Regions from separate parts of the Homo sapiens genome. Here region 1 is linked to region 2. The links are chromatin loops, found by intact Hi-C in ENCODE. Cell type or tissue: lower leg skin. All regions are shown on one strand. Links, peaks and the distances in the headings refer to the core of each region. The heading gives the core; the rest is flanking DNA.

Evidence for each region. A loop is a pair of places that touch in the nucleus more often than their neighbours do. Peaks named below come from ENCODE experiments on the same cell type or tissue, not always from the same donor. Only the 100,000 strongest peaks of a DNase experiment are listed, where the experiment ranks them.
Region 1: it touches region 2 in a loop (14-fold over the local background); 1 of 110 quality-filtered maps calls a loop at or near these places.

The regions. Positions count from the first base shown.
Region 1 is chr1:233,049,552-233,065,298 of GRCh38, reverse strand. It overlaps PCNX2 (pecanex 2), which reads left to right. Exons shown (of 34, transcript NM_014801.4): 24 at 8,009-8,067; 25 at 10,816-11,031. Among named protein-coding and RNA genes, the nearest start is that of NTPCR, 110 kb to the right of the region's middle. In lower leg skin, for the core only: no CTCF peak of the experiment used is centred there; no DNase peak of the experiment used is centred there.
Region 2 is chr1:232,996,423-233,012,169 of GRCh38, reverse strand. PCNX2 (pecanex 2) reads left to right here. Exons shown (of 34, transcript NM_014801.4): 29 at 10,489-10,633; 30 at 11,635-11,865; 31 at 12,791-13,065; 32 at 13,732-13,919. Among named protein-coding and RNA genes, the nearest start is that of NTPCR, 54 kb to the right of the region's middle. In lower leg skin, for the core only: no CTCF peak of the experiment used is centred there; DNase peaks (open chromatin) are centred at 6,329 and 8,189.

The sequences.
Region 1 (15,747 bases), core at 4,323-9,322, 53 kb before region 2:
CAATAACATTAGGAGGTAAGAGAATTGCCTCATTATGTCCATATGGCTGCCTGTGAGCACACATGTATGTTTACACAGAATCTTAGAAACTTCACCTTGAGGTAGGCTGAACACAGTGTGGTTGCCGAGTGTATTTTACAGTTTATCTATAGGATAATAGAAGAAACCAGAAAAGCACTGAGGGAATGTAAACAGAGAGAAAAAATGTTGATTCAGACCCTGTCATGATAAGATCCTTGTGGAGAGAGTGGTATAAAACTCAGCAAGCTTTATAAACATAAAATGAAAAAAAAATTTTAGTTTTTTAACTTAATAATTAATTACTTTGAAAAGTTGTATAACTAAGACTAAAATTCACAAAGATCAGTAGAAGACTTCTACACAGCAACAGTGGAGTAATATGTGGTTGTACTCCTATTTTTTCAGTATGGCTAACTTGTATTATCTTTTCTTTATGAAAATCTGGTTTAGAAGTTTTCAGTTCCAGAGATGTAGCAGACTAGATAATCTCAAAACTTTTATACCTGCTAAAAGTATCAAAAAATGATAGATGGTAAAATTCCTCCTAGATACATGTTTGAGCATAATAATAAAGTTGGAAAATTCCCAAGGGCTAGAAAGAAAGAGGGAGCAGAAAACAGCAAAACCCACTATCACTGCCTGGGAAGAATGGGGTGGGTGGTGGGTCGGGGCTGTGAGTCTCAGTAACATAGGGACTGACATTTTAAAATCTATGCCAGGCTAGGTGATGAAGCGTTAGTCCTACAGAAGCAGAAAGTTTCAACTAAGACTTCCACATAAAGCTGTAGCCCTGAAGGTCTTCCCCATCAGTGAAGAAGTGAAACACCCAACACAGAGAAGGAACAAGAAATCTCAACTGGTCAGAGAGAGGGAAGAGTGGGGACAAGTCTCCATTGTGAATGGACAATACTAATCTTTTGTCACATGCGGGCTTGGAGTTCAAAACGATACTACCCATATTTGGAAATTGTCACATTGAGAAGTTAACACAAAAATGGTACTGGTGTGTAAAACCCCTAGAGTTGCTGATGAAGCCAGTGTAAAATTATTCTTAAAGGACATGACATATCTTCAACTAATTCCACAATAAAAACTGACTGGAAAGGAGCTCTCAATCCAGTACTACGCAATACAAAAGAAAAATATTCACTGTGAACAAGAACCAGGAAATAAAATAAATAGCAGATTTCGACTCTCCAAAACTAAAGATAAGTAAAGAAATAATCATATATATATTTAGAATAAAAAGTTGTATAAGAAGAAATAAAACTAAAAGGCCAAGATGTTATGAAAAAAAAGACAAATTGGAACAAATGGCTTATAAAAATAAATGCATATAGTCATTAAAATGTATACTGTAATAGACAAGTTAAATAGTAAATTAAACACAGCTAAACTAGAAAGCAGTCAATCTAAGAAAACTGGCCAGAATGCAGCAGAGAAAGATAAAGAAATGGGAAATATTCCAGGGAGGTTAAGAGACTTAGAGGACAAAATGAAAGATGTCAACTAGAAGTCTAGAAGTTCCTGGAAGAAGGCATAAAACAAATAGGGAGAAGCACAGTTTTAAGAGAAAATAATAGAAAATTTTCAAAATTGATGAAAGACATGAATCCTCAATTTCAGGAATCTAAGTCATGACCATAATAAACTAAAATAAATTCACATTTCTACACAAAATAGTGAGGTTTCACAGCACTAATATCAAAAAAGATCTTTAAAGTATTCAGAAGCAACAGAAAGAATGGATACTAATTAATAACAGTATGTATGACCAATAGAAGAATTCTATACAGCAACAATGGAGTAATATGTAGTTGTACTCCTATTTTTCAGTATGGTTAACTTTTATTAGCTCTCTTTTCTCTCCCCCACTCTCATTCTCTCTCCCTGCCTCTCTTTCTCCTTTACCTTTTTTCCCTTTTTTAAAACAATCATTCTCATCAAATGTGTATATTTTTGTATGTTTGGTATTTATTTAACTACTCATTCTATTTGTTCAATAATTACAGGGCTATTCTTCTTCGTTGTTGTTGTTGTTGAAGACAGAGTCTTGCTCTGTCTCCCAGGCTGGAGTACAGTGGTACAATCTTGGCTCACTGCAGCCTCGCCTCCCAGGTTCAAGAGATTCTCCTGCCTCCACCTTCCGAGTAGCTGGGATTACAAGGGTGTGCCACCACACCCTGCTAATTTTCATATTTTTAGTAGAGACAGGGTTTCACTGTGTTGGCCAGGCTGGTCTTGAAACTCCTGACCTCAAATGATCCACCCACCTCAGCCTCCCAAATTGCTGGGATTACAGGCATGAGCCACCGTGCCCGGCCTCTTCTTTTGTTTTTATTCTGGAGTTACTTTTAGTATGTTACAGCTTTGTAGGGGATTACCTATTTCATTTATGTTTTCAAATTTATTGGCACAAAGTTGTTCATAGTATTGCCTTATTATTTCTGATTCTGTAGAATTGTCTTTATAATTTTATAATCAGACTATAGTGTAATGTGTTTAAAAATCAAAGAAACAATACAATTAGCATAATAACATAAACTATGAAGATGGAATATGACCAAATACATCTGCCTGGACACCCAGCGAAAAGACATACCTTAAATATGGTGACTTGGAACAGCTGAAAATCAAAGAATAAGTGAAAGCATTAGGCAAGTGCAAACAAATTAAAGCTACTGTTGTGGCTTAATATTGAACACAGATGTATTTGGGGCAAAAGCCATTAGGATTAAAAACATTTTATAATGCCAAAGACTAAAATTCACAATGAAAATATAAGCTATGAATATCAATGCATTAAGTCACGTAGCAAAACTTATATGGAAAAAAAGAAATTTTATTTAAAAAATAGAAACACAGTAGTGGTAGAAAATGTGACTCACTTTTCTTAGTTCATGACCCATCAAGTGATCAAAAATTAGATAAGCATATAGAAGAAATAAATAACATAATGTAACTTCAATATATACTACAGAATATATACACACATGCACAAACACATATACATATAGAAAATGAAAAAAACCTTTTCAGGTGCCCATGGGATATGAAGAAACACTGATTATATATTAGGCAATTAAAAAGGAGCTCACTTTCATAGTTCTTACAAACTACAATAGTAGTTCAATTTCTAGTAATGACATGCTAGGTGTTTACAACCAATTTTCCCCAGTGAGGGCAGCTAAAGAAAACTGGGTAAAATACAAAGAAAGGGGCTAGGCGCAGTGGCTCATGCCTGTAATCCCAGCACTTTGGGAGGCCGAGGCAGGTGGATCACCTGAGGTCAGGAGTTTGAGACCAGCCTGGCCAACATGGTGAAACCCCATCTCTACTAAAAATACAAAAATTAGCTGGGCGTAGTGGTGCATGCCTGTGATCCCAGCTACTCGGGAGGCTGAGGCAGGGGAATCGCTTGAACCCAGGAGGCGGAGGTTGCAGTGAGCCAAGATCGCACCACTGCACTCCAGCCTGGGCGACAGAGTAAGACTCTGTCTCAAAAAAAACAAAAACAAATACAAAACAATAACAACAAAAATAAATATAAAGAAAAAAACCAACAAAACTTTCTTTAAACTCAAAGTTGTTGGTTGCTCAAAACCTTCAAAGTACTGAAAATTCAGATCAAAATCCAGTAGAAGGAAAGCACCCAGCACTCATAACCATTTTTATTCAAGACCATCTGCCAAACCTGAAAAAAGAAACAGCCAAACTGAGCTGTTTGTGGTCTTGGAGGGCAAATGTATGAAAAGTCAAAACCCAGGCCCAGTAAGGCTGGAGGTCACCTGAAGGCGCTGATCCGAGGCAGTGCTCACCCTGATGGGTGTACAGCAGTATGTCCTCAGGAAATGTCTCGTGCCAAATCATTCTGAGCTGCGTGGTGACAGCAGAGTGCCATTGACTTTGCAAGAGCTAATACGATTGTTAGTAGCAGCAGCAATTAAGGGCAGAAAAACAAACCTAGCTGTACCTTGTGCATATAATCAATTTTAAAGGAGACAGTACCCCTGTATTTAAACTCTGGCTGCCTTTTCATTGTCCAGATTTCTTTAAGGTTGGTCTGCCTATGAATAGAATTACAGTCTATTTTTAACTCTGTCTTGGATTTGCTATATGAACAGACCCCCACCAAACTTCTCACTCCGGCCAGCAGTATTTCCTCACCAAAAAATAAGACAACTTTTACCATAGACTGTGTGTACTGACAAAGGGGAATTTGAAGCATTATCAATATAGAAAATTACTTTTAAATTATTTAAGTTGTTCAGATGAAACTGAGAGAGAAGGTGCTTGACTTAGAGAGACTGGCCATGGGGTGGAAAGGCCAAGTTTGAAGGGAAGAAGCCAGCTCTGCTCTCTGCATTTTGTATTAACATAAAAGAGGGGTGCTTCTCAGTAAGTCCGCTTCTCTGGAGAGTCCTGTTATACGACTCTTGTTCTGTAGTGCTCAGGACAGCATTAGCCAGCAATGCACAGTGACTTTGTCAGGCAAGTGCTAGGAAGACCATGCATGCAGACGCATGCCTAATGTGTACCAGGATTGCATGTTCCCACTGAGATTGGGGAGTGAGCTATAAGCCCTGTTTCCTCTTTGAGCTACAGAGCTGATGTTCATTTGATTGGACAGTTAAGGCAGAAATCCAATTACTGAGCTAATTAGCACCTTTGAGGGGTAAGCACCAAATTTACAGGAGGAAAGCACTGGAGAAAACTCAAATTACCCAGTGTGGCTGACAGTCCACCCTCTTAGAGAATGTGTGGAGAGCCAGAGGTCCTGGGGGTACACAGGCAGCTTAACTTAGTTATTGCTCATCAGAATTTAGACTGTGTTCTATAGGCTTCTGAAAAGATAGCTTTCCAGTGAACATAGTTTTAGAAGGTGTTTTAGTTCCCTAAGGAGTTTAGTAAATGATTTTCTTTTGTCTTAATCCTCCTTTAAAAGTTGTTTATTCTGCTGCTTGAAAATTCCATTTGTGGTAGGTCTTAAGGTGAAATTAAAATTCCATTTAGGGACTAACTATGCAGACGTGGGACTTCAGCCTTCATTAAAAAGAATTTTGTTGGTTGCTGGATTTTCTGCTACCCTGAGATCTTTCATTTTTCAAAGCTGCTATGAGAGTATTTGTAAGGAAAACTAAAGCTGTAATAGAACAGCATACTTGGGTTCACAGCCTTTCTGAAATGTAACACAGTATTTCTTCTCTCCAATCCATCCGTAGCATCACAGAACTCAACAGGATCTTGCCTAGATGGTTCCCAAATGTCTAAGACATACATGAAAAGAAAGAATACTTTTTTTTTCTGAAGACAAGCCTTTTCATTTATTCAAATTATAGTTCCAACCAAATATCTTTTTATCTGTTTTTATTCCCAAAAGACAAGTTCACAAAAGAAGGCTGCATTCTTAGGTTTCTTCTTAAGCACCATTTCTGACAAGTGCTTTTCATTTATTAAATTATACAGAATATGTCAATGATCATGTTTAAACATAAGCCACATATGCAGCATTGACTGGCAGCTAGTCTTGTTTCTTCTTAGCAAATATTATAAGGACAAGAACTTCAGAAGTAGCCTTATCTTTGACCATTCAATAATTTATTCTGCAAATATTTATTGAGTGACTACTATGTGCCAGTTGTGAGCAACAAACTTACTCTCATGGTACTTAGGGACTGATGTAAGAGTCAGATATCATCAGATAATTACACAAAGAGATGTATGATGTGGTGTAAAGTAAAGGCTCCTAAGCCAGCCTCCCTAGGTCATATTCTGGCTGTGCCACCTGTTAGATCTGTGACCTTGAGCACTCTATTTAATTTCTCTGTGCCTCTGCCTCATCCGCCGTGAGAATGGGTATAATGAGTACCTACCTCAGAGGGTAGTTTTGAGGCAATAATAAGCCAATACATATAAAGTACTTAGAACAGGCACATGACACAAGCAAGTGCTACATAAATGTTAGCTGCCATTGTTATGATTGATGTTAGCCTTGACAGGTGCTCCAAAAGAGAGGTACAGGTACAACATGTGAAAGAGAACATGACAAAGGAATCTCAAGCAGCACAGGAGTCAAGGCAGCTTCCCTGAGAAGGTGATACTTGAGCTGAGACTTGAAGGATGAGAGGAGTCAATGAGGAAAAATGAGTGGGAATGGAAAGGGATCCCTAAGTAGAGGGAACATTTGCAAAGGATACTGGAGAGGAAGGAATGACAGGACTAAGAGGTCTGGGCATGCTGAAGGGGTGGAAAAGGAAAACCAACAGGCTTGGAGCAAAGAAAGCAAAGGGTGGAGTGATAGAAAAGGCAGGAGCTGGCCAGGCGCTGTGACTCACACCTGTAATCCCAGCACTTTGGGAGGCCAAGGCAGGTGGATCATGAGGTCGAGAGAGCGAGACCATCCTGGTCAACATGGTAAAACCCCGTCTCTACTAAGAATACAAAAATTAGCTGGGCATGTGGCGCATGTCTGTAATCCCAGCTACTGGGAAGGCTGAGGCAGGACAATCGCTTGAACCCAGGAGGCGGAGGTTGCCATGAGCCGAGATTGCACTGCTGCACTCCATCCTGGTGACAGAGCGAGACTCCATCTCAAAAAAAAAAAAAAAAAAAGAAAAGAAAAGAAAAAGAAAAAGCAGGAGCCAGATGTGTTCAAGACCAGGCTTTCTACAATTGTCAGTGGGACCTTCATTATGCCCAAATCCTTAAGTAAACCCTATGTGTGATGCTGATATATTTGTGGAAGCCCTTTCTTAATGGCGAATATATCAGATTTAACCATATGAAATTGCCATTTTGTAGGTGATAATAAACAGTTGACTATCGTCAATTTCATAGGCCTGATGTCAATTTCATATTTCATTCTTTAAAGACCGCCACTCATTGTTGGAAATAAAAGGACAAAGGTAGGCTGGCATAGCCTCTCCAAGAGAGCAGATCGCTGCACTTACAAAGGGTTTTGGGGATGTGTGGAGTTCAAGGACTGGTGAGGTTTTGGAGGCATACATGGGTTGATGGCATCTGTATAGGTGGTTACTTGAAAAGCCTGTTATTCATCAGTTGCCCCTCAAGTCTGCAGTGAGTCGGCTAACTCTCAGAAGCCAGGGGTTGTCATGGACTGGCTGCCTTACAAAAGCTGTGCACTGAGGGGTGTTTACATGATGGAATAGGTTCAAAGCTGGTTCTAGTGGCCACTTGTTACCATGGCTGCAGATGATCCGAGAGCTTTCATTCTCATGGTTCAACCTAAGAAAGGTCTATAAGAGTATACCCCACTCTTGAAAGCAGGTGGTGGAGACGTTGACTACTCACCACCATTTCCTGAAATCAATTTGAAGAGAAAGATACCTTTGTGGACACTGTTCTCAAGTTCTGAAAGTGGGTAGCATTACATTGGCAGTTTAAACACTTGCTTTTTTTTTTTTGAGTCTTGCTCTGTCACCCAGGTTGGAGTGCAGTGGTGCAATCTCGGCTCACTGCGACCTCGGCCTCCTGGATTCAAGTTCAGCCTCCCAAGTAGCTGAGATTATAGGAGTGTGCCACCACACATGGCTAATCTTTTTGTATTTTTAGTAGAGATGGAGTTTCACACTGTTTGCCAGACTGGTACCAAGCTCCTGACTTCAAATGATCTGCCTGCCTCAGCCTCCCTAAGTGTTGGGATTACAGGCATGAGCCACCGTGCTCAGCCTAAATACTTGCTTTGATTTTGCAGATCTGGTGCTCCAAATTGATTAAGACACAAGACCGTTCTCTCCAAATCAGAGAGCTACTCATCTCTCCCTTCCATGTGTTTCTTGTACTGCTCCCTCTATCTCTTATCATGAGACTCCTCTCTTCCTGCAGTGTGGTAAAACTACAGCAATCGTCTTAACCTGTGAGATCTGTCACCTTTGCATTTTCCACTCATGCAGCTGGTTCTATAAACCAACTCTTCTGCTTGGGGGGATCTAATCATGACCTTTTACCCTTTTGTGGCCTCTTCTAGTACAAGGCGAGTGGATAATTCCAACACAAGACTGGCAGTCCAAATTGAAAGAGATCCAGGTAAGAAGATCTCTTCTCTCTTTTTCAACTATTTATTGTTGTATGGATGGATTCTCAAAAGGAAGAATTAAATACTCACTCTGTACTCATTGTGGAGACAATGCACATCTTAGTTAATCTGCTGAATGTGGAATAAAACTGTGCAGGTAGAGTGATCAAGCAACCTGATTTGGTTTGACAATGCATTGCTCCGCTATTTAGAATTGATTAGGACCTTGCTCAGTATTGCATACCCCTGTTAATCAAGACATTTTAGTTCGTGTGCAGTAAACCTCAAACACAGACTATAAACCTTGAGATTCGTCTTTTAGGAAAAAAAAATTCTTTGGAAAAACATCAGCATGATAATATCCTTAAAGGTAAAGCATTCCATGATCCAGGATCTAGAAGGTTTCAGAAACTTTGGTCAACATTAAGCTATGAAAGGATGTACCTGCTAGAAAATTATTTTACTTTTTTCTTTCCATAATCAATCTCCTTTTTTAACCATTCTATTTCTTCTTTCCTCATATTAGAATGCAAATTTTAACTGTTCTCTATTTTTGTCCTCCTCACTCCCTTCTTTGTGACCCAAAATCTGTCTAGGAACAATTGTATCGTGCTCATTATCTATATTTGAATTGCATCTACATGATTAATTCGAAATCAAAATTCGAAATTTGAGATACCTGGAGAGAGAAGCTTATTTTTTGTTGAACTTTATGTCAGTACAATGAGGGAGGAGAGGTACTGATATCTCTGAGGTGCAGCTGTGGGACTGTGATGTTACAAGGCTATTGATACAAGGCAGAGGGACAGTTTCCCAAGCACATTGTGCTGTTAGTTAATCATAGTTGCTGTCTCATTTTAATCTAATTATGCAAATGTGTGGTCAATGTGTTCTAAAAAGATGCCCTGAGTTGAATCTCTACTTTTAGTGATTTCAATTGTTTTGTTTTATTTAAATATTGAACAGTTTCAACAATTAAGCAAAGGCTAATTCTCTCATTCAGGCCTTTCCTTTCAAAGTGCCAGAGACTGAAAGGTGTCTTTAATTAGTGTCTCAGGATGCGTGCTGCTTCATTAGAGAAAATGAATACAGTGCAGGTCAAGGAGGCTTCATCTGCATAGAAGATTAAGCATACTGATACATTATTAGACTACATGGCATGAGTCAGCCCACAGAACAGTTTCTTTCCATTAATCATAATTAAGTTATAAATGCTCTAGTTTTGATTCAGCTTTCAACTGTCATGAGTGGCCAGCAAAGATACTCATAATTTGATAGTGTTATTCTGTAGATTTCTTAGAGGTGGATTGGTGATCTTCCTTATGTAAGCGCACTTGGGGCATCTTCACCTTCTTGTACCACTCCCTGCCTTCCGCACCCTGATTTTGCCCCAGTTCCCATGGATACAAAGCAGGGATGCTTCGGTCAGATCTGCAGTCTTCATCCCTGTCCTCCCCGAATGTCTGTCTCCACTCAAATAGACGATCCAGGAGGGAGCATTGAGTTTTGCTTTAGGCGTTTCCTGTTTAGGACAACTATGCCTATGGCTTTCCAGAGCCATAATTTCCTCTCCCAAAGAAAAGCTACTCCTAGAATAAAAGTCATGAACGTGAACATTTTGCCTAGGCTTCTCCCAATGCTTACTCCACCCACAGGACCACAGACCAGGAAGACTTCCCATGTTATCCAATCTTCTCTTTAAAAAATCTTATATCCCTCATCTTGAGAGATCCCATGAAAGGAGGGAAAAGAGTCAGGGCTCAGCAGGGAGGATATAGGAAATGCACTACGCACTCCTAATTTCACCCCCACTCAACACGCACCCCTGGCTGTCCACCGGGAAGCAAGGTATTCCATCATTCCATCTTCTTTGCTGCTTCCTCCTTCACCCTTCCTTGGATGTCATTATCCACCCAATTAAAATGGCCAAAGTTAAACAAACAAGCAACAGTGGACAATTCCAAGTCCTGGCAAGGATGCAGAATTAGAGCTCTCAATCACTGCTGGGGAAATGCAAATAGGGTACAGCCACTTTGGAGAACAGCAGTCCTGCTCCTAAGCATTTACTCAAGAGAAATGGGGAGAGTCATATTCACACAAACTCCTGTTCATGACTCTTGGTAGTGGTTTTACCCATAATCACCAAAACTGGAAACAACCCAAGTGTCCTTCAGCAGCTGAATGGATAAACAAACTGTAGCACATGCATACAGAGGGATACTACTCAAAGGTGAAACAGAACACACTCATATATACAACAGATGAATGCATTATTCTAAGCGCTGGTTATATGACTATGTGCATTTTTCAAGACTCATAGAATAGTACACTAAAATGGATGAATTTTACCCTACACAAATTATTCTTCAATAAACCTGAATTTTTAATTTATATATAGTTTAAGAACAAATGGTATCCATTTATATATAGTATAATAACTTATATGTTATATAATATGTCAAATATTTATTTGTATTTAACAAATAATACTAGCAATGATTGTTTGTATTATATATTATAGCACATATATATAAATCGATGCTGCTTATGGCCTATAAATTACACAGAGAGAATATTGAGGGAAAAAATTGGAGGGTCTCATATAATCCACTAAAATGTGGGAAGAACACATCTTTCCTCTTTTATGTATATAAAGAGTCTGATTTTACCCTTAATCAGATGACAACTCACTGTTTCCTAGGTCTGGATACACAGCAAGGAGTAGGCATTCACTGATCATATTTCTTGTCTGCCTTTAGGGAATGATGACAACAATCTCAATTCCATTTTTTATGAACACTTGACAAGGACCCTCCAGGAGTCCCTCTGTGGAGACTTAGTTCTTGGACGTTGGGGCAACTACAGCTCTGGCGATTGCTTTATTTTGGCTTCAGATGACCTCAATGCCTTTGTTCACCTGATTGAAATTGGAAATGGTCTTGTCACCTTTCAACTTCGAGGACTGGAATTCCGAGGTAAGAATTTCTTCATTGTAGAAACTGTTGAAAGTTGGTTGCTTGAGTTAATTATCAAGCAAAACTTTAGGAAGAAGTCACTGTTAAACAGGAAAAACTTAATGTCTTCCTACTGAAAGTGAGCTTGCCACCACTACCTTGATATAAATAAACTACAGTCATCTGAAGGAATAAAAACATAAAACATAGAATGGCATGTAAACTTGTGGATTAGCAAACCAGGACATTGGTTTTATTAGCAAATCAGGATATTGATTTTAATCCTTCTGGGAAAAACTCAGAAGCCACAGGAGGTTGTGGGGAACATCATTTGGGGTTCCAAATGGAGTCAGCCCGACCTTGTTCTGTGGGTCACAGGTGTTGGGATCTGTTGCGTGCAAATCATTTAAGGTCTTAGAGCTTTTCTTTCCTATCTGCAAAATAATAATAATGAGAATGGCTGCCTTATAATGTTGCTGTGTGGTTTAAATGAGATCATGTAGAAGGCACTTCATGAATCCTCATTGCTTTATGGTTATTGAGTCTGCCTGAATCTTGAAAGTATAACTCCAGTTTTCCCGCAAATGAGGAGCTGGAGTTATGCGGGATGCAGAAAGTGGCATAAGTGATGTACCTGTTGCCTTCTCCTATGTTGTTTATTCCTTTACTCATTGCATGTTTTCTGAACATCTCCTCTGTATCAGGCAGTGTTTCAATACTGGAGATGCAATGGACACGTGACATAAAAGAGTCTTATCACCATGAAGCTTACCCCCAGTGAGAGACACCTAAAGTAAACAAGTAAACAGACAAACTTATTATAGCTTGGAGCAGGTGCTATGAAAGAAGTAAATAGGGTTCTGGAACCCAAAGTCACTGCAGAGGATGAGGGTGAGGAGGTGCCACATTCAATGGGATGGTCGAGGAGGGCCTGGAGAGGAGAGCAGGAGGAAGAATGTCCCCAGTGCAGGGACTGATACCTGCTAAGTGCATGAGTCAGGCGGCATCTCAGAGCACTCCTGGCATCTGGGAGGACTCAAGTGACTAGGGCTGACCAGCGCTTGCGGCAACTTGACATGAGGCAGCTGGAAGCCCAGTAATGTGAGATCTCCCCGCCAGTGTCAGGGACTATATGTTATTCTCTATGTTATGGGGAACCATGTAGGGACTCTGGAGGAGGGAATGGTTGACCCTCTCTACACTTTAAGAGATTGGTCTGGTGGCTGTGTGGAGAATATACTGGGGGAAGACAAAAGTAGAAGCAGGGAAACCATTTAGGACTGCATTGTGGACACCCAAGCAGATGATGGCAGAGACAGGGAAGTGCCCAGAGACTGGGAGGTGGAATCAGAAGGGCTAGCTGTTAGGGGTGAGTAAGAGGGGAGGCTCTGTGTGCCCCCCAAGTTTCTAGATCGAGTGTCTGCATGGGCAGAGGTGTGTTTACTAAAACAGGGAAGCCTGGAAGGACTTTTTGGTCTGGTGGTGGAGGCATTCAGGTGAATATGCAAGTAGCTAGTACATACAGTCTCTTAGTTATTCAGGAGACATTTATTTAGCACTGATTACATGTCATGCACTAGTGTAGGTACCAAGAATACAGAAATGAAGCCCCCACCTTAAGATGCTGGGAGCCTCACAGAGAAGACAGGTATGGAAGGAGCTCATGTGAAATGAGTATCGCATGAAATGAATGTTATGACAGTGTCCTGCAAGGGCCAGGTTAAGGACCAGAGGAGAGGCACTGGTGTCAGGTTGGAGTCTGGGTCAGCTCAATGGAGGAGAAAGAGGAAGGGCCTTACCTGCTAAGGAGCAGCAGATGTGATGACAAAGAAGCACCAAGTCATCCGATGTAGTTCTCAGCAGGTAGTTTGGAAGTGGTTATAGGTAATGCTAGAAAGGTGAGCAGGAGCCAATTCATACCTGTTCAAACCCTCACTGTGACAAAAGGACATCTTTTAGCCAAAAACAAGTTGTCATGTTTTCCCAGATTGAACACCATTATCTAAAGATGATCAGTTATCTCGGTTCTTTGGATGAGAATCTCTAGCATTAGTTTTGTGAATATCCATGCCTTTTCACATTCCTAAATAAATGTTTACGAAATATTTTTTTTCTAGAGTGGTAGGTTCTGTGTTTTAGGTGTGCATTCCGTGCACTTTTCTGAATTTTAAGAATCTAATTTAGGGGGCTTAGTTTGGAGAAGGTTATTGAACAGGGAACTAGTGATAAAACTCTATAGAGTAATCACAGAAGGGATAATTCCCCTACATTTAGCACAGATGCCAGAAAATGTCACGAGAGATGGTGGAAATAAGTGTCTTCAGTGCAATAATACAATAGAACTGTCCTGCTCTCTGAATTTCTGAATCTCAGCTCTTTTGAGAGCTTTTCTTAAAAGTTCTTTTATTTTAGTATATTCCTTTTTAAATATAATTTCAATTTTCATTTTAGATTTGGGGGTACATATGCAGGTTTGTTACATGGATATATTGTGTGATGCTGAGATATGAGGTATGATTGGTCCCATCACTGAGGTACTGCTCATAGGACTCAACAGTTTTTCAACCTTTGTCCCCTTTTCTACCTGCAATGTCTACCAGTCCCCAGTGTCTATTGTTGCCTTCTGTATGTCCATTAGTACCAAACGTTTAGCTCCCTTTTATAAGTGAGAACATCTGGTATTTGGTTTTCTATTCCTGCATTAATTTGCTTAGGATAATGGCATCCAACTGCATCTACGTTGCTGCAAAGGACATGATTTTATTTTTCTTTATGGCTGCATAGTATTCCATGGTGTATATGTACCCCCATTTTCTTTATCCAGTCTACTGTTGATGGGCACCTAGGTTGATTCCATGTCATTGCTATTGTGAATAGTGCTGCAGTGAACATATGAGTGCATGTGTCTGTTTGGTATAACGATTTATTTTATTTGAGTATATATACCCGGTAATGGGATTGCTGAGTTGAAAGGTAGTTCTGATTTAAAGTGCTTTGAGAAATCTCCAAACTGCTTTCCACAGTGGCTAGACTAATTTACATTCCCATCAACAGTGTATAAATGTTCCCTTTTCTCTGCAGCCTCACCAGCATCTATTGTTTTGTGTTTTGTGTTTTTTGTTTACTTTTTAATAATAGCTATTCTGATTCATGTGAGGTGGTATCTCATTGTGGTTTTGATTTTCATTTCTCTGATGATTAGTGATGTTGAGCATTTTTTTCATGTGTTAGTTGGCCACTTGTATGTCTTCTTTTGAGAAGTATCTCTTCATATCTTTTACCCATTTTTTAATGGGGTTATTTATTTTTTGCTTGTTTGATTGTTTAATTCCCTTATACATTCTGGATATTAGACCTTTGTCAGTTACATAGTTTGGGAATATTATCTCCCATTCTGTAGGTTGTCTTTTATTCTATTGATAGTTTCTTTTGCTGTGCAGAAGCTCTTTAGTTTAATTAGGTCTCATTTGCCCATTTTTGTTTTTTTGCAATTGCTTTTGAAGACTTAGTCATAAATTCTTTCCTAAGGCCCATGTCCAGAATAATGTTTTCTAGGTTTTCCTCCTATAGTTTGAGGTCTTACATTTAAATCTTTAATCAATCTTGGGTTAATTTTTGTATATGGTGAAAGGTAGGGGTCCTGTTTCATTCTTCTGCACATGGCTAGCCAGCTATCCCAGCACCATTTATTGAATAGGGAGCCCTTTCCCCATTGCTTATTTTTGTTGACTTTGTCAAAGATCAGATGGCTATAGGTGTGTGACTTTTTATTTCCGGGTTTGCTATTCTGTTCCATTGGTCTATGTGTCTGTTTTTGTACCACTACCATGCTGTTTTGGTTACTATAGGCTTAGAGTATAGTTTGAAGTTGGGTAATTGATGCCTCTGGATTTGTTCCTTTTGTTTAGGATTGCTTTTGCTACTTGGGCTTTTTTTTTTTATTCAGTATGGATTTTAGAATAGTTTTTTTCTAGCTCTGTGAAAAATGACATTGGTAGTTTGATGGGAATAGAGTCTATAGACTGCTTTGGGCAGTATGGTCATTTTTTTTATTATACTTTAATTTCTGGGATACATGTGCAGAACATGCAGGTTTGTTACATAGATATACACGTGCCATGATGGTTTGCTGCACCCATCAACCCATCATCTACATTAGGTATTTCTCCTAATGCTATCCCTCCCCTAGACCCCCACCCCATGACAGGCCCCAGTGTGTGATGTTCCCCTCCCTGTGTCCATGTGTTCCCATTGTTCAACTCCTATGTTGATTCTTCCAATCCATGAGCAAGGAATGTTTTCCCATTTGTTTGTGTCATCCATAATATTTTTCAACAGTGTTTTTGTAGTTCTCTTTGTAGAGATCTTTTACCTTTTTGGTTAGATGTATTCTTAGGTATTTGTGTGTGTGTGTGTGTGTGTGTGTCTATTGTAAATGAGATTGTGTTTTTTATTTGGCTCTCAGCTTGAATGTTACTAGTGTGTAGGAATGCTACTAAGTTTTGTACATTGATTTTGTATCCTGAAACTTTCCTGAAGTTATTTTATCAATTCCGGAAGGCTTTTGGCAGAGTCTTTAAGGGTTCTCTGACTATACAATCATATGATCAGTGAAGAGAGATATTTTGACTTCTTTTTCTATTTGGATGTCTTTTATTTATTTCTCTGGATTGGCTGCTCTGGCTAGGACTTCCAGTACTATGTTGAATAGGAGTGATAAGAGTGGGCATCCTTGTC
Region 2 (15,747 bases), core at 3,882-8,881:
ACTCTCAAACCATGTTTTTCCTCTCTTCTCACACAAAAACAACAGTCATCAACACAGAAGACTTCTGTGGCCCCAATATATGTGGGATTTCTTCCTGCAAGCAAGCACCACTTCTGTGGTGAACTGTCCTCCAGTTCACTTCTGACACTAACCAGAGATGGTGTCAGAACCCACAGGTTGAAGGTTGAGGCCCACAAGTCTGGGCCACCTGAACTTCTGACTGGCTTCTACATGAGGGGTCCCACAATTCCCTCTTTGGGGTCAATGAATTTGCTAGAGCAGTTCACAGAATCCAGGGAAACACGTTTACTAGTTTATTATGAAGGATATTTTAAAGGATACAAATAAACAGCCAGATGAAGAGATGCATAGGGCCAGGTCTGGAAGGGTCTCGAGCACAGGAGCTTCCATCCCTGTGAAGTTGGGGTGTGCCACTTTCCAGGCAGGTGGATGAATTCTTCTTCACCTTCCTATCTACCTGCACATGTTCAGCTCTCTAGAAGCTCCCAGAACTGTGTCCTTTGGGCTTTTTATGGAGCGTCATTGGTTGTCCATGATTAAAGCTTGGACAGCTGTGCAGAAATGTGATTGGACAAAAAGGGCATTACCTAAACCCAGCAAGGCTAGTCTGCTCAGATTCTTCTTGGCCTCTCTGTGCAGCATTCTTTTCTCCAGAACATGTGCACGTCCTGCACATGTACCACGGAACTTAAAATTAAAATTAATTTTTAAAATGGGGTTTGGTTTAGGTTTTCTATGAAACCACTGTTATGAAGGCAGGGAGTTTTCTTCTTTTCCTAGCTTGCTAAAGCTTTATCAAGAAAGGATGTTGAATTTGTATAGAATTGGGGGGCATAATTTGGGTGATATTATTCTTCTTCTTTAATATATTAATGTTGTATTACATTAGTAGATTTCCTCATGTTGAAACATGCTTACAATTCTGAAATAAGCTCTACTTGGTCATGATATATTATTGTTTTTATACAATGATGGATTCAATTTGCTAATCTTTTAGTATGATTATATTCATGTGCAAAGTAAGAATGGCTCATAATTGTGTGTTTGCATATGTGCTATATGGTTGTATAACTTTAAAATGGGGAGTATGTCCTTAGGTGTACTGTAGGAGACCCAACAAGTCATTGTTACATAGTTAGTGCTAAAGCACATCAGGTGATGGTGAACACTGACTCTCCAGGCAGGTCTTAAACATATGCTTCACTTGACCAATTTGTTGGGGGAAATGTCTTGACTTTACAAAACTGACATAGATTTGATGGATAGTCCTGAAGAAAGAAAAATATATGCATGCAAAATTAGGGAGGATGAGTACATTGAAATTCATCTTAAATGAGATGCCAAATGTAAGTGAGCAAAAGACTACCTTTATATAAATTGTCTTTAAATAAAATGTTGATATGTTATGGAGATGGAATGGGTTCATATGGATGTGACAAGAAGACACTTATATTTTTTAGATTTAAGGTTTGGGACATACCTTCTTGGAAAACTGTGTCTCCCACTGAAGAAAGCCATCTAGATATAATGGGATGTTTTAGTAGGAAGTCAAAATAGTTTCACTGACCACAGAGTATGAGATGGTTTGATTACTGTCTTCAAATACATGAAAGGTGATGAGGTGGATTCTAGCTGATGTTCCATCCTTCGAGGTTAGGAGAAGATGGCTGCATTTTATAGAAGCAACAGGTTTGTTTGTAAAAGAAAATTTACTGACTCAGAGTAGAGTAAGCTTCCAAGAGGATAGAAAATTTAAAGCAAATTTGATCTTGAAAAGTGATAGGGAGACAAGCCAGACTGAAGTGTGCTCTGCCAAGCTGTGGCATGCTGCCTTGTTGCAGGAGGTCACTGTTGTGGTCTGAGGTCACTCCATCTACCATCTACCCACTCCTCCCACCCACAGCGTGTTGAGGAAATATTCTCTTCAGAAATCCAAGACATCATCTCAACTTCTCCTCCTGAGCTTCCACTGGAGATGAGGCCCCCACGGGGGCCAGCTGTCATGTCACAGTGGGTCATCTTGTAAAGGGAAATTAAGGTCCACTTGCCAGACTAAGGAAACTCAGAAATCAGAATCTGATAAAGTAAACAGGATGCAATATCTGACCTAGGAGATTAAAATCATGTTATCAAGCTAAAATCACAATCTTGGAACATGAGAAAAATATGTAAGTCTAAAGCATAGGGGGAAAAAATGATAGCCTACAAAGGAGCAGAAGTTTCTGGGACCTTAAATTCTAATGCAGTGTGGCAAAGCCCCTCCCACCTGGGCCTGGCGTATGGGCTCTCCTCCAGGTTCCAGCTCCCTGCTTCTCTGAAATGTCTTGCCATCTTTAGGAGACCCCAGGTTCTCTGGTCCCATGAGTCCAAACCTCAGAATCACAGAGGGAGCTTGATCAGAATACAGACCCCAAGCTCCATCGCAAACCAGTGACATGGACTCTCTAGATCTTGGATTTGGAAATCTGTGATTTTCAACAAGCTGCTGAGTGATTAATTCTTCTACAGCCAGCCCAACCCTGGTCATCAGGCCGGGCTTATGAAGGATTTTGCACCAGACAATAGTAGTTGATCCGCTTGATGTGGAGCCTCCGAGCAGAGAACTATTGCTGTTAAAACATCATGAGGTCAAACTACTTTACAAATATATTTTTAATTAAATTTTGCATTTTAGTTATTTCTATTTTGTTAATTATTATTTCACACTTATGATTTATTTGAAGCAATATCACCAATATCACTGAAATCCTTTAGCCAACATAATTTATTTCCAGTGATTATATGAGATTCTGCAATTCAAATGTGCTTAGTTTATATCTGAAGCCAAGGTGGCCTGGATATTAATTGCTGAAATATACTAGTTCAGGGGTGAAAATAACAATAACAGTATCAGTGAACACTTACAGCGGTGCCCACTAGGTACTGGGCAGAGTGCTAATGCAAGTTAGGAGAGTTAATGCATTTCGTCTTCTCTGAAGGCATGAGAGATGATGAGATAGGTATTATTGGCTCGATTTTGCAGCTGGGATTTCTGAAACACAGAGAAGTGATTTGTGCGAGTCTCACCATAGAGTCATGCCCAGACTCCAGAGTCCTTGCTCCTACTGGCCACACTGTCCCGCTGTCCACAACATCTCCCAGCAGTTAATCTCCATCTGCTGTGCAGGAACGCACCACACTCCCCCCAGCTCTGCATGGACACTTCCCTGGGGTGGCCCAGCTGCTCCAGGGCATCCACCTTCTCACCTATGCACGCTTCCTTGTGGACCTGTCCTGTGCTAGGTTGTGATGCTGAGAGCTGCTGACAGCACCTGCTACAGGCATCATGGCTCTGATGCTCTGGGTGGCCTGACCTCAGGGATGCTTCAACCCTGGGATGGCATCTTGCCCTTTCCTGCCAGCCCAGTGCTTTTCCGATAGGAGTTGCTGCCACTGTGCACCCTCCGTGCCCAGCTTACTTGGACACATCCACTGTGTCATTGAAGACACAGGCTTTGATCCCATAGGACAAGGTGAACACTGGACACTGGGGTGTATTTGGAATTGTCCCACCCCCTCACCAACAGGCACCCATTGTCTGCAGACCCCACTTGTGCACTGGGTCCCCCATGGAAAGAAATTCCTAGCAAGACCCTCACCAAGCCTCTAAATATGCCTGGCAGTAATTGATCTTATGAGTGAACACAGAAAGAAATTGATGACAATGAGGGCAAGAGACAAGTATCAGAACCAAGATTTAAGCTTCAGTTTGGAGCTCCTGGCTCCCATCCCTCCAACCCTGTAGGTCCATATGCCGCTTCTCAGTGTAGCACCCGAACTCTAGAGGAAGTGAAGCACCTTGGAGCTATTTGGGGGACATCACGTGTTCTTTACCGAGTGTTCTTTCTGAATGTTCTTTACCAGGTAGGAGAGAGCTGGGATCCCAACCAAAGGTTGTCTTGATTTTAGAGCCAATGGAGTAACTTCTTGGATAAAGAGTTCATGAAAGCAGTATTAATACACTCTCAATTCAGGGTCTGTGCAGGGTATACATACCAATTAGGAGGGTGAGATGGGGGTGAGTTCAAGAATTATACTCACAGTGCTTTCAGTATTGTGGCTCAACTGAAGCCTTTAAAGGGATGAGTTCATTCTCACACAGCTGAGAAGGCCTTTAAGAAGATGACTCAGGGCTGGGCACGGTGGCTCACGCCTGTAATCTCAGCACTTTGGGAGGCTGAGGTGGGTGGATCTCTTGAGGTCAGGAGTTCGAGACTAGCCTGGCCAATGTGGTGAAACCCTGTCTCTACTAAAAATACAAAAAAAAATAGCCGGGCATGGTGGCAGGTGCCTGTAATCCCAACTGCTCAGGGAGGCTGAGGTGGGTGGATCTCTTGAGGTCAGGATTTCAAGACTAGCCTGGCCAACATGGTGAAACCCCGTCTCTACTAAAAATACAAAAAAATTAGCCGGGCATGGTGGCAGGTGCCTGTAATCCCAGCTACTCGGGAGGCTGAGGTGCGAGAATCATTTGAACCTGGGAGGTGGAGGTTGCAGTGAGTTGAGATCACGCCACGGCACTCCAGCCTGGGCAACAGAGAGAGACTCCGTCTCAAAAAAATAAATAAAAAAAGAAGAAGATGACTCCAGTTACACATTATAAAAGCAACTCCATGTTTGCTAGAGAGGTAGGTGGCCTGGAAGCAGCTGTGGGTTTTCTCCTGTGCTTCTTCAGTGTGACATCAGATTCTGAGTATTTGCTCCCACCCATCTTACTCTCTTTCTCCACTTTTTCTGGCCTGTTTCTTCTCATATGAAAGGGTTGTAATAATTACATCATGCATCCGTGAGAATGAGAGGAGCCTATGGAATGGAAAGCGCTTAGTGACCCACAAGTCACCATACAAATGGAAGGTGTCTCCTTCTGTTTCACTTTTAGTTGCTCAGAGATGGTGCTAGTCATCTAGTTGCCAAGCTGGAGTACAATGGCTACTCGCAGGTGCTGTCAGAATGCACTACATCCTTGAACTCCCCACATCAGCCTTCCACGTCGCTGAGACTACAGGCATGTGCGACTGTACATGCCTTTGGATCATTGTTTTTGTTTGGGGAATTGCAGCAGGAGAGTGTGGTCAGGAGCATGGGATTGACTGCGAAACCAGTGTATGGTTGCTGGGTTCCACAGAGAGGAATAAGGCACACATGAAGAGAGCTTGCTGCAGTACCCAAGGTGGAGATGCTATCTGAGCCTGGGACAGTGACTAAGGTAGATGGGCACACACACTCTGAGTATTTCTGTTACTAATCAGTAAACATGGGACACCCAGCCTGCAAATCACACTTAATTGTTTACATATGTTCTACAAGCGTTCCATTTATGGCAGTGCGTGGCAGCAGAAGGCGCTTCACAATGCTAATCTGTAAATAACATAGTATGTACAGGCCTGTTTGGAAATTAACTAAACAAATCAGTCATTGTGCTGGAGATCCCCCTGTGAGTCCTGCAGAAACTATCCCCACATTAGAGCTGTTTCTCTCTGCATCCCAAGGTTCATTAAGACTTAAGATAAGGACCCCATTGTCCAATACTTGGAGCCCTTCTCCTCCACTGCTACTCTGTCTCTCTGAAAAAGCAGGGTTTCTCAGCAGCAGCACTGTAGACATTTTGAGCTGTATGGTTCTTTGTGGTGGGGGCTGTCCTGGGCATCGTGGAAATGGCCCCAGCCTCCAGCCAGAGAACAGCCATTTCCAGGAAGGTTGTAAACAATTGTGCTTTGCACTGAGGCCCCAGCCTCCCCTCTACATGCACAGCCACCAGCTATGTCATATGAAGTGGGTGAGGAACCAGAAGGACAGCAAGTGATGGGTTCATTCTGTGCCGAGTAGCGCAGTTACAGCCTACGCAGTACACTCCAGCTTTTTCCAGTTAAAAAGGAAATGTCCTCAAGTGTTAGCTCCTCATCGTCATCTGAAAGCGTGACATTTTTCTAATGCTGTTTTTATTTATGACAGTATTTAGCACTTCCATGGTGCCATGGAAGCTGGTGCCTGGTTATCTCATTGCCATAGTCTTTGGTCTTCTATGTGTGGACCTGCTCCCCTAACACATGATTACACATGTGCCGAGTTTTTTCAGGGCCCTGCCTGCCCTCTCTGCCCCTGTGGAATCCCACGCCACTGACTTCCCAGCTGACCGACTATGATAAGATGACCTGCTTCACTGACATCCTCCACAGGCGTGCGAGTGGGGGCTGTTTTAGTCCCCAGGAAGGCCAACCTTCAATGACTCAGATGCAACACTATTTCCCAGTAATAAAAGCCCAGCTCCAGCTGTTGGCCTGAGGGTGGGAGCCTGTCATTTCTCCATAGAGCTTTGAAAAGACATAGCCCTGTGAAGCTCCAAAACAGAAATGCACTGCAGGTGTCCTGCGGACCTCTGCTGCCCGCCACCCCCGCTTGGCTTGTCACAGCTCACCACCTTCCCCTCTTCATTCTCTCAGGGGGAAAAAAGCCAGGTAATGAAACACCTTCCTTTTAGGATGCCTTGATCTCTAAGGTGCTGTGGATAATTTCCCTGATCTAGTGGAATTCTAACTCAGAGTTTGTTTTCTACATTGAGAATCATTTCAATAATGGAATAGCATGAAGCACCACAATGTCTCATTTTCTCTGAAAATAGAAATGACAGGGAAAATATCCATTGTTGGTGGCCTTTGATGGAACTCAAGCCTCTTAGAGAGGCTCCTGTGGAGGCTGCCTTTCTCCTGCTGCTGAGTGAGCACTTGACGGCTGCCGGGCACACGCAGCTGGGCAAACACTAGGCTGATGCCTGCGATTCCTGGCTCTTCTCTTTTGTCTGTGGATGTTGCTCTGGGTGTCTGGGTGTTAATCTTCCTTTTCCACTATCCCCATCTCTACATCTGGAGAAAGCTTTTTCTCTTATGCATATGCCAGGCCATTCTGAGCAAGTATCATGACCCTCCGAATCCTTTCCTGAATAAATCCCACCCATTTTTCAGGAGTTAGCTCTCTCATTTTAGCACTTAGCTCCTATCTGATGCTGTGAGCATTTCCAAATGTTTTCTTTTGAGAGCAGGTAGCGGTCATTATTCATGTTTCGAAGCCTCCACTCTCGGCATCAGCCTACCTGCAGCCTGACTCTGCTGTTGTAAAACAGCCTTCTTGGTGCCTCCTAGGCAGTTGCTAAAGCTCACGGCCCCAGAAAGCTTTTGATAGCTTCTTGGATCCTTTTCTGGAAGATTCCAGGCTCCTCTAGGCCACAGCACCCCGAACCCCACCTGACCAGCCCCTGGCTGTTCCTGTTTCCCGCAGTCTGCTCTGAAGCCTTGAAGCCTCAGCGGCCTCTTTCTCAAGGGAGTCCTAGATATTAATGATAGTGGTACATTTCACGTTGAAATGCTAAAATAGCAATCAGTGGAACTATTTCCCTGATGTGCAGGTCTAATGCGCTGTGTTGAATCAGAAGCCTTGCTCAGTGAGCCAACTCATTAAATCCTTAGGAGCAGCCGTCCTCAGAGACTCCCTTCACACACATGCCCTGTTCATCCTGTCCCAGGCCGGCCCTGTCAGGGACGCTGTTTCTTGTACTTGCCTCGTAACTACCTCTTGGGGATGTGAGAGACCAGGGTTGTAAGAGGTGGCCGTGATAGAGAATATTTATAGAAAGAAAACAAAGCAAAAAAAAAAAAGGAGAAACTGTTCTTCCTCTCCTAGGAATGTAGGATGAGTTGCTTTCCCAAACCTACTCCCCAGGTTCATCCAAAATTTAAAGGCCCCAGGCTCTGAGAGATTTCCCTTGGGTGATACCCCTGTTCTCCATCCTGGCAACACTCAGTGATGTGTGGGAAATGGAAGCACGGCAGGAAAAACCTAGGAACCTGAACACCCGGATAATCTTGAAAGATCCCTCTTTTTTAAAAAAATACATAAGTGTGTGGAACTATAATTTTTATATAATCGAGTGTTGGCCAAATATGAAAGACAATGGAATTGAATTCTTTTTTTTTTTAATTATACTTTAAGTTCTGGGATACATGTGCAGAACGTGCAGGTATACACGTACCATGGTGGTTTGCTGCACCCATCAATCCGTCATCTACATTAGTTATTTCTCCTAATGCTATCCCTCCTCTAGCCCCCTCACCCTCCAACAGGCCCCGGTGTGTGATGTTCCCCTCCCTGTGTTCATGTGTTCTCGTTGTTCAGGTCCCACTTACGAGTGAGAACATGCAGTGTTTGGTTTTCTGTTCTTGTGTTACTTTGTTGAGAATGATGGTTTCCAGCTTCATCCATGTCCCTGCAAAGGACATGAACTCATCCTTTTTTATGGCTTCATAGTATTCCATGGTGTATATATGCCACATTTTCTTTATCCAGTCTATCATTGATGGGCATTTGGGTTGGTTCCAAGTCTTTGCTGTTGTGAATAGCGCTGCAGTAAACATACGTGTGCATGTGTCTTTATAGTGGAATGATTTATAATCCTTTGGGTATATACCCAGTAATGGGATTGCTGGGTCAAATGGTATTTCTGGTTCTAGATCCTTGAGGAATCGCCACACTGTCTTCCACAATGGTTGAACTAATTTACACTCCCACTAACAGTGTAAAAGCGTCTGTATTTCTCCATATCCTCTCCAGCATCTGTTGTTTCCTGACTTTTTAATGATTGCCATTCTAACTGGTGTGAGATGGTATCTAATTGTGGTTTTGATTTGCATTTCTCTGATGACCAGTGATGATGAGCTGTTTTTCATATGTTTGTTGGCCGCATAAATGTCTTCTTTTGAGAAGTATCTGTTCATATCCTTTGCTCACTTTTTGATGGGGTTGTTTTTTTCTTATAAATTTGTTTAAGTTCCTTGTAGATTCTGGATATTAGCCCTTTGTCAGATAGACAGATTGCAAAAATTTTCTCCCATTCTGTAGGTTGCCTGTTCACTCTGATGGTAGTTTCTTTTGCTGTGCAGAAGCTCTTTGGTTTAATTAGATCCCATTTGTCAATTTTGGGTTTTGTTGCCATTGCTTTTGCTGTTTTAGTCATGAAGTCTTTGCCCATGCCTATGTCCTGAATGGTATTGCCTAGGTTTTCTTCTAAGATTTTTATGGTTTTAGGTCTAACATTTAAGTCTTTAATCCATCTTGAATTAATTTTTGTATAAGGTGTAAGGAAGGGGTCCAGTTTCAGTTTTCTGCGTATGGCTAGCCAGTTTTCCCAATACCATTTATTAAATAGGGAATCCTTTCCCCATTGCTTGTTTTTGTCAGGTTTGTCAAAGATCAGATGGTTGTAAATGTGTGGCATTATTTCTGAGGCCTCTGTTCTGTTCCATTGGTCTATGTATCTGTTTTGGTACCAGTACCATGCTGTTTTGGTTACTGTAGCCTTGTAGTATAGTTTGAAGTCAGGTAGCGTGATGCCTCCAGCTTTGTTCTTTTTGCTTAGGATTGTATTGGCTATACAGTCTCTTTTCTGGTTCCATATGAAATTAAAATATTTTTTTCTAATTCTGTGAAGAAAGTCAGTGGTAGCTTGATGGGGATAGCATTGAATCTATAAATTACTTCGGGCAGTATGGCCATTTTCACAATATTGATTCTCCTATCCATGAGCATGGAATGTTTTTCCATTTGTTTGTGTCCTCTCTTATTTCCTTAAGCAGTGGTTTGTAGTTCTCCTTGAAGAGGCCCTTCACATCCCTTGTAAGTTGTATTCCTAGGTATTTTATTCTCTTTGTAGCAATTGTGAATGGGAGTTCACTCATTATTTGGCTCTCTGTTTGTCTATTATTGGTGTATATGAATGCTTGTGATTTTTGCACATTGATTTTGTATCCTGAGACTTTGTTGAAGTTGCTTAATCTTTCCTCTTAAGCCTCACTCTTCCGCCTCTTCCTCTCATCATTAAAAAAAATGGTGGGATTGGGAAATGCATGTTCTCTGAGAACCTAAATGACCCATTTGACATTTAATTTAGTTTTATTTCCTCTCTCCATATTGTGGTTGAATCCAATGACATAGCCCCAGAATGATACATAGAAATGCAAAGAAGAAGAAGAAAGTCTCCTGCATTACTCCACGGTTAGCATCATCGTCTCTGGGGAGCTGGTCGTCTCTGGGGTTTCATTGGGGTAGATGAAACTGTGTTTTAGCACTCTAACTTTGAGTGGACACGTGAGGCCAGTTCTGACCTGGAATCCTAGTGTCACATCCAGTGATTAAGTACTTTGGTGGCTCCTAAAATGACTGAAGACAACGCCCACGCCATGACACTAGCACTTATGAGGGCCCAAACATGGGCTGTAGGGGTAGGCACTAGGTGCACTGGGATGAGTCCTGTTATCTTCATTTTCTTGCTATATCAGCCTAAATGTTAAGATAATTCTTAGACAAATGGGAGACTCAAACTTTGCTCACAATGACAGGATTCTGAAATTTGTTCCATAGTAATAGGACTTTGTTTTGCAGCCTGGATTCTTTCCTGTATGGCCTCCATGTCCTCTTCAAAGGTGACTTCAGAATAACAGCACGTGACGAGTGGGTATTTGCTGACATGGACCTACTGCATAAAGTTGTAGCTCCAGCTATCAGGATGTCCCTGAAACTTCACCAGGTAAAAACCTATTTTATTTATTTATTTATTTATTTATTTATTTATTTATTTATTTATGAGATGGAGTTTCGCTCTTGTTGCCCAGGCTGGGGTGCAATGGCACAATCTCGGCTCACCACAACCTCCACCTCCCGGGTTCAAGCGATTCTCCTGCCACAGCCTCCCAAGTAGCTGGGATTACAGGCATGTGCCACCATGCCCAGCTAATTTTGTATTTGTAGTAGAAATGGGGTTTCTCCATGTTGGTCAGGCTGATCTCGAACTCCCGACCTTAAGTGATCTGCCCGCCTTAGCCTCCCAAAGTGCTGGGATTACAGGCGTGAGCCACTGCACCTGGCCAAACCTATTTTTTTAGAAAAAACTATCGCTCAGCTACTCGGGAGGTTAAGGTGGGAGGATAGCTTGAGCCCGGGAGTTTCAGGCTGCAGTGATCTATGATTGCGCCACTGCACTCCAGCCTGGGTGACAGTGCAAGACCCTGTCTCTTGGGGAAAAAAAAAGAAAAAGGATCAGCCTGAAACTTTAGGGGAAAAAATGGCCTTTAAAAATATGGTCTCCTTTCTCTGCACAGCACTGTAAGTGGGTTTATTACTTAGGTAACTAAGCATTGAAGCCGTCCAGATAGTCTTGACTTTAGCCAATGGTGATTTGCCCTCAAGAGCAGCTAGGCTAGGAGGTGGTGATATTCCACTAGAAGAAAGATGGGTATTGTGCAGAGACAATGACTTAGCAAAAGTGCCCAACCTATATCTAAAACTATATCTAAAGGTCAGAGGAACCTAAGCCATGAAGCTCTTTTCTAGGCACATTCCATTGGTTAGGGCAATGAGATAAAGAGGTGTCCTCTGTGCCGAGCTCAGGATTTGGAAAAAGAACAGGAGAGAGGAAGATGAGGAAAGAGCTTAGCTTTGGAGGTCACTGGCCAGTTGCCATCTGCATGCTTCCTGGGGGTGAGTTCCTCTGGTCCTTGCCCAGCCCACACCCACACTTCTTCCCACCAGGACCAGTTCACTTGCCCTGACGAGTATGAAGACCCAGCAGTCCTCTACGAGGCCATCCAGTCCTTCGAGAAGAAGGTGGTCATCTGCCACGAGGGCGACCCGGCCTGGCGGGGCGCAGTGCTGTCCAACAAGGAAGAGCTGCTCACCCTGCGGCACGTGGTGGACGAGGGTGCCGACGAGTACAAGGTCATCATGCTCCACAGAAGCTTCCTGAGCTTCAAGGTGATCAAGGTATGGCGGCCACACTTTCTGGGTCCCCTGTTGGCTCGTGTCTCTCTATCTGAGAAGAAATAGAATGGTGGTGGGCAGGGGGGCACTGACACAGGAGTCTCTGTGCCAGCATCCTCTGTTCAGAGGGATGTTCTGGAAGGAGCGCTGGCTGGCAAGTGGGGCAGGGCATGGTGCCAGGCTGGGTGCTGTGTTCCCCTGGCAGGATCACCCTCCACCTCACAGAGCCAGCACACAGACACAGACTTTGCCAAGAAGACCCAGTAGACACACATGTAAGTGAGAGTCAGGATATAGCTTATTTGTAAAGACTTTTTATTCTCTAGAACCCACACCTTTCTCTCATAAACCATTCCTGGATCCGAAGGCCTTATTCCCAATGGCTCCTCTTTTCATATAGCTTCAAATCACTAAGTGAAAACAAAAACTACTTTCTCTGCATTCTCTCTCAGTTTCCCCATGAAGATGGCATCATATCCGTCTTGCAGGATGGCTCTTCTGGCTTAACTGTGAAAAGAGCTTTACACCAAAGTTTTGTAGTCACAGATATTCAGTCCCAGAGCCCTGCTCTCTCATTGTAGTTAAAAACCAATAGATTGGCCGAGGCGTGTGGATCACCTGAGGTCAAGAGTTCGAGACCAGCCTGACCAACACGGAGAAACCCCGTCTCTACTAAAAAATACAAAATTAGCCAGGTGTGTTGGCACATGCCTGTAATTCCAGCTACTCGGGAGGCTGAGGCAAGAGAATTGCTTGAATCCGGGAGGCGGAGGTTGCAGTGAGCTGAGATTGCACCATTGCACTCCAGCCTGGGCAACAAGAGCGAAACTCTATCTCAAAAAAAAAAAAAAAAAAGAAAAAGAAAAAACCAATAGACTGGAAAACACAGGCCTTCTGCCTTTCTTCCCGTTCCCTCTCTGACCTGCAGGTTAACAAAGAATGCGTCCGAGGACTTTGGGCCGGGCAGCAGCAGGAGCTTATATTTCTTCGCAACCGCAATCCGGAGCGCGGCAGTATCCAGAACAATAAGCAGGTCCTGCGGAACTTGATTAACTCCTCCTGCGATCAGCCCCTGGGGTACCCCATGTATGTCTCCCCACTAACCACATCCTACCTAGGGACACACAGGCAGCTGAAGAACATCTGGGGTGGACCCATCACTTTGGACAGAATTAGGACCTGGTTCTGGACCAAGTGGGTAAGGTAAGTTTTTACAACAAATGCCTCTGTCCAGATGCTGGGGGAAGGTGTGGGGGATGCAGGGAGCTCTGTACTCCTGGTTCAGATTTCACTGTCAGCCACCATTTTCTCATATGATTAAAACTGCTACCCCCAAGTGGCATCGAACAGATCATTTGTTTCAGCAAGCAGTCTCAGATTATGAATCCATGGAAAATCTCATATGGATGAGAATCTCTTTCCCCCACATTTGCACAGGCTGAGTTCTTGCAGAGCTGCCAAGGTTATGAGTCTTTAGCAGTAACCATTCCACATCTGTTAGCAAGAACTGGAAGAACATCCCCAGCACACATTTCTCATCCAATAAGTCTTCTTACCTGGATGTAGTAATCAGTTGGGATGAATTCTAAGAAGTTTTGCCTGAAGACGACAGAGCTCCCTATCAAGCCTCAGTGCTAAGGGTTCTTATGGAAGGTTGAGACGGAAGCCCATTCATCCTGGTGCAGTCTGTTCATTTATTAGATGCTGAGGTTTGGGAACAACAGCCCCTCTTCCCACCAGCATGCCAGGTGGGCTACTCACCTGGAGAGCACGCTCTTCGATCCCGATTTAGGCAAGGCCATGGTGGTGCATTTAGGGGGATTGGAAGTGTGTTGCTGAGAATCCTCAAAGGACTTCTCCCTCCCACAGGATGCGGAAGGATTGCAATGCCCGCCAGCACAGTGGCGGCAACATTGAAGACGTGGACGGAGGAGGGGCCCCGACGACAGGTGGCAACAATGCCCCGAGTGGTGGCAGCCAGGAGAGCAGCGCAGAACAGCCCAGAAAAGGCGGTGCTCAGCACGGGGTGTCATCCTGTGAAGGGACACAGAGAACAGGTGGGTGCAGCAGGGGCCTCCAAACTATCGATGAAGTCCTATTTGGTCCCAGTGACCAATGCCCTGAGTTATGATGTTGTTTAAACCTCTGAGAGCACCTTCTTGCATTGGGACAATAGATGCCGGAAATTTGCAGACTCTTGTAGGTTCTGCTCAGGAAAACAATTCTCCATCTGTTAGATTCAGCTTTTACCATTTATCCATCTGTCCATGACCTTGGCCAGCCATTCATCTGTCTGTCCACCTGTCCAGGGGTCGCTGCATTCCATTCCATCTTTCCGTCTCTCACTCTATGACCGTTTGATGGTGTGCCTTCTGTGTCTGGCTGTGTTGTAGCTATTGGCCCATGTACTGTCTCCCTCTTCTCCAAGTGTCCGTGGGGCACACAAACAGGCCTCCTGCCTTCCCTCTCCTGCTTCTCACTGATTCTCACCTTCCTCCACTTAGACTTGACATTTCAGAGCAGAAGAAAAGAGGGCAGAAAGGGTGCCCACAGATAGGAACCTAGGAGGTGGCTGCAACCAAGCCTGGCTGAGTCTAAAGTTTAAAATTATGTTTAAACTAACACCCAAATAGTTATACTCCACCAGATGGATGAAGTTCCAAAACTCCACTGGTGGTCTGCACTGGGGAGGAGGTGGTTGGACTAGAAAAGGAGATCCAGAGGATGAGTGTCCTGGGAACATGAAAGAGATGGATGCTCTGCCCTGGTTCCTGCTGGTCCTTGGCTTTACCCTCTGGAGCATGTTAGTGGTTTTACTTTTTGGCCTCAGTTCTTCCTCACCATCCAGAAGCGTTTAATAAGTGCCTCTGTGCATGCTTCTCCTGCTAGCTCTGCACCAAATGAGCCAGGAGTTACAGTCCCTGCCTCCTGGGAGTGCCCAGAGCAAGGCAGAGGATTGAACAGAGACAGTAGGATGTATGCAAACATGAGCAAGATATGAGAGAGAGAAAGAGAGGATATATGTATAAATCAAAAAGTATCTGAGACAGCTGTCAATTAATTTAGAGGTTTATTTTGCCAAGGTTAAAGAGGTGCCCAGGAAAAAAGGACACAAGCGACAGACCCAACTGTGGCTACTTTTTCCAAAGAGGGTTTGGGGACTTCATTATTTAAAGGGGAAAGAATGGGCAATAGGGGAAAAAGGCGGGGCAGGGGATAAGGAAAAGGGGTATTTTGCAACCACTGTGACCAGCCTTTGAGGCTTTCATCAACCTTCACTGAATCCACATTTTACATGTAAAAAGCGTAGGTAGAGAAACAGTCAATTGTACATTCATGTCCAGCTCCGCAGATCTGCATTTTTACATAAAGTAAACATAGAGTTGAAGAAGGAGTCATGTGTGCCTTTGTCTCAGGTGAGCAGATGGAGGACTCCTAGTCCTATCTTTGTCCCGCATTTGTAAAGGTAAGCTGTTCATTTACATTGTCAGGGTGAAATTTAACAGAACTGTTTTAGAGTAAAGATCTTGGGGCCCACAAGGAATTTCTCTGCAAGCAAATTGGGAGGGAGACAGTTTTGCATGTCTCAGTTCCCAGGCTTGACTTTTTCCTTTGGCATATGAGTTTGGGGAGATTTTATTTTCCTTCCACAGATGCTAGATAGGTAGATAGGGACTGATTGATAGAGGACAGAAAGAAAGCTAGGTAGGTAGATAGATAGGTAAATAGACAAAATAGGTGGTATCCGCTGCTCAAAAGAAAGGAAAAAAGATCTCCCCCTGCCCCACCCACCCCATGCTGTTTACTCTGAGGCCCTGCAGGACACCTGCTGGAGGCCTCCCATGCAGCTCCCAGGCCTCCAGTATCTCATTGTTTAGTTAACAT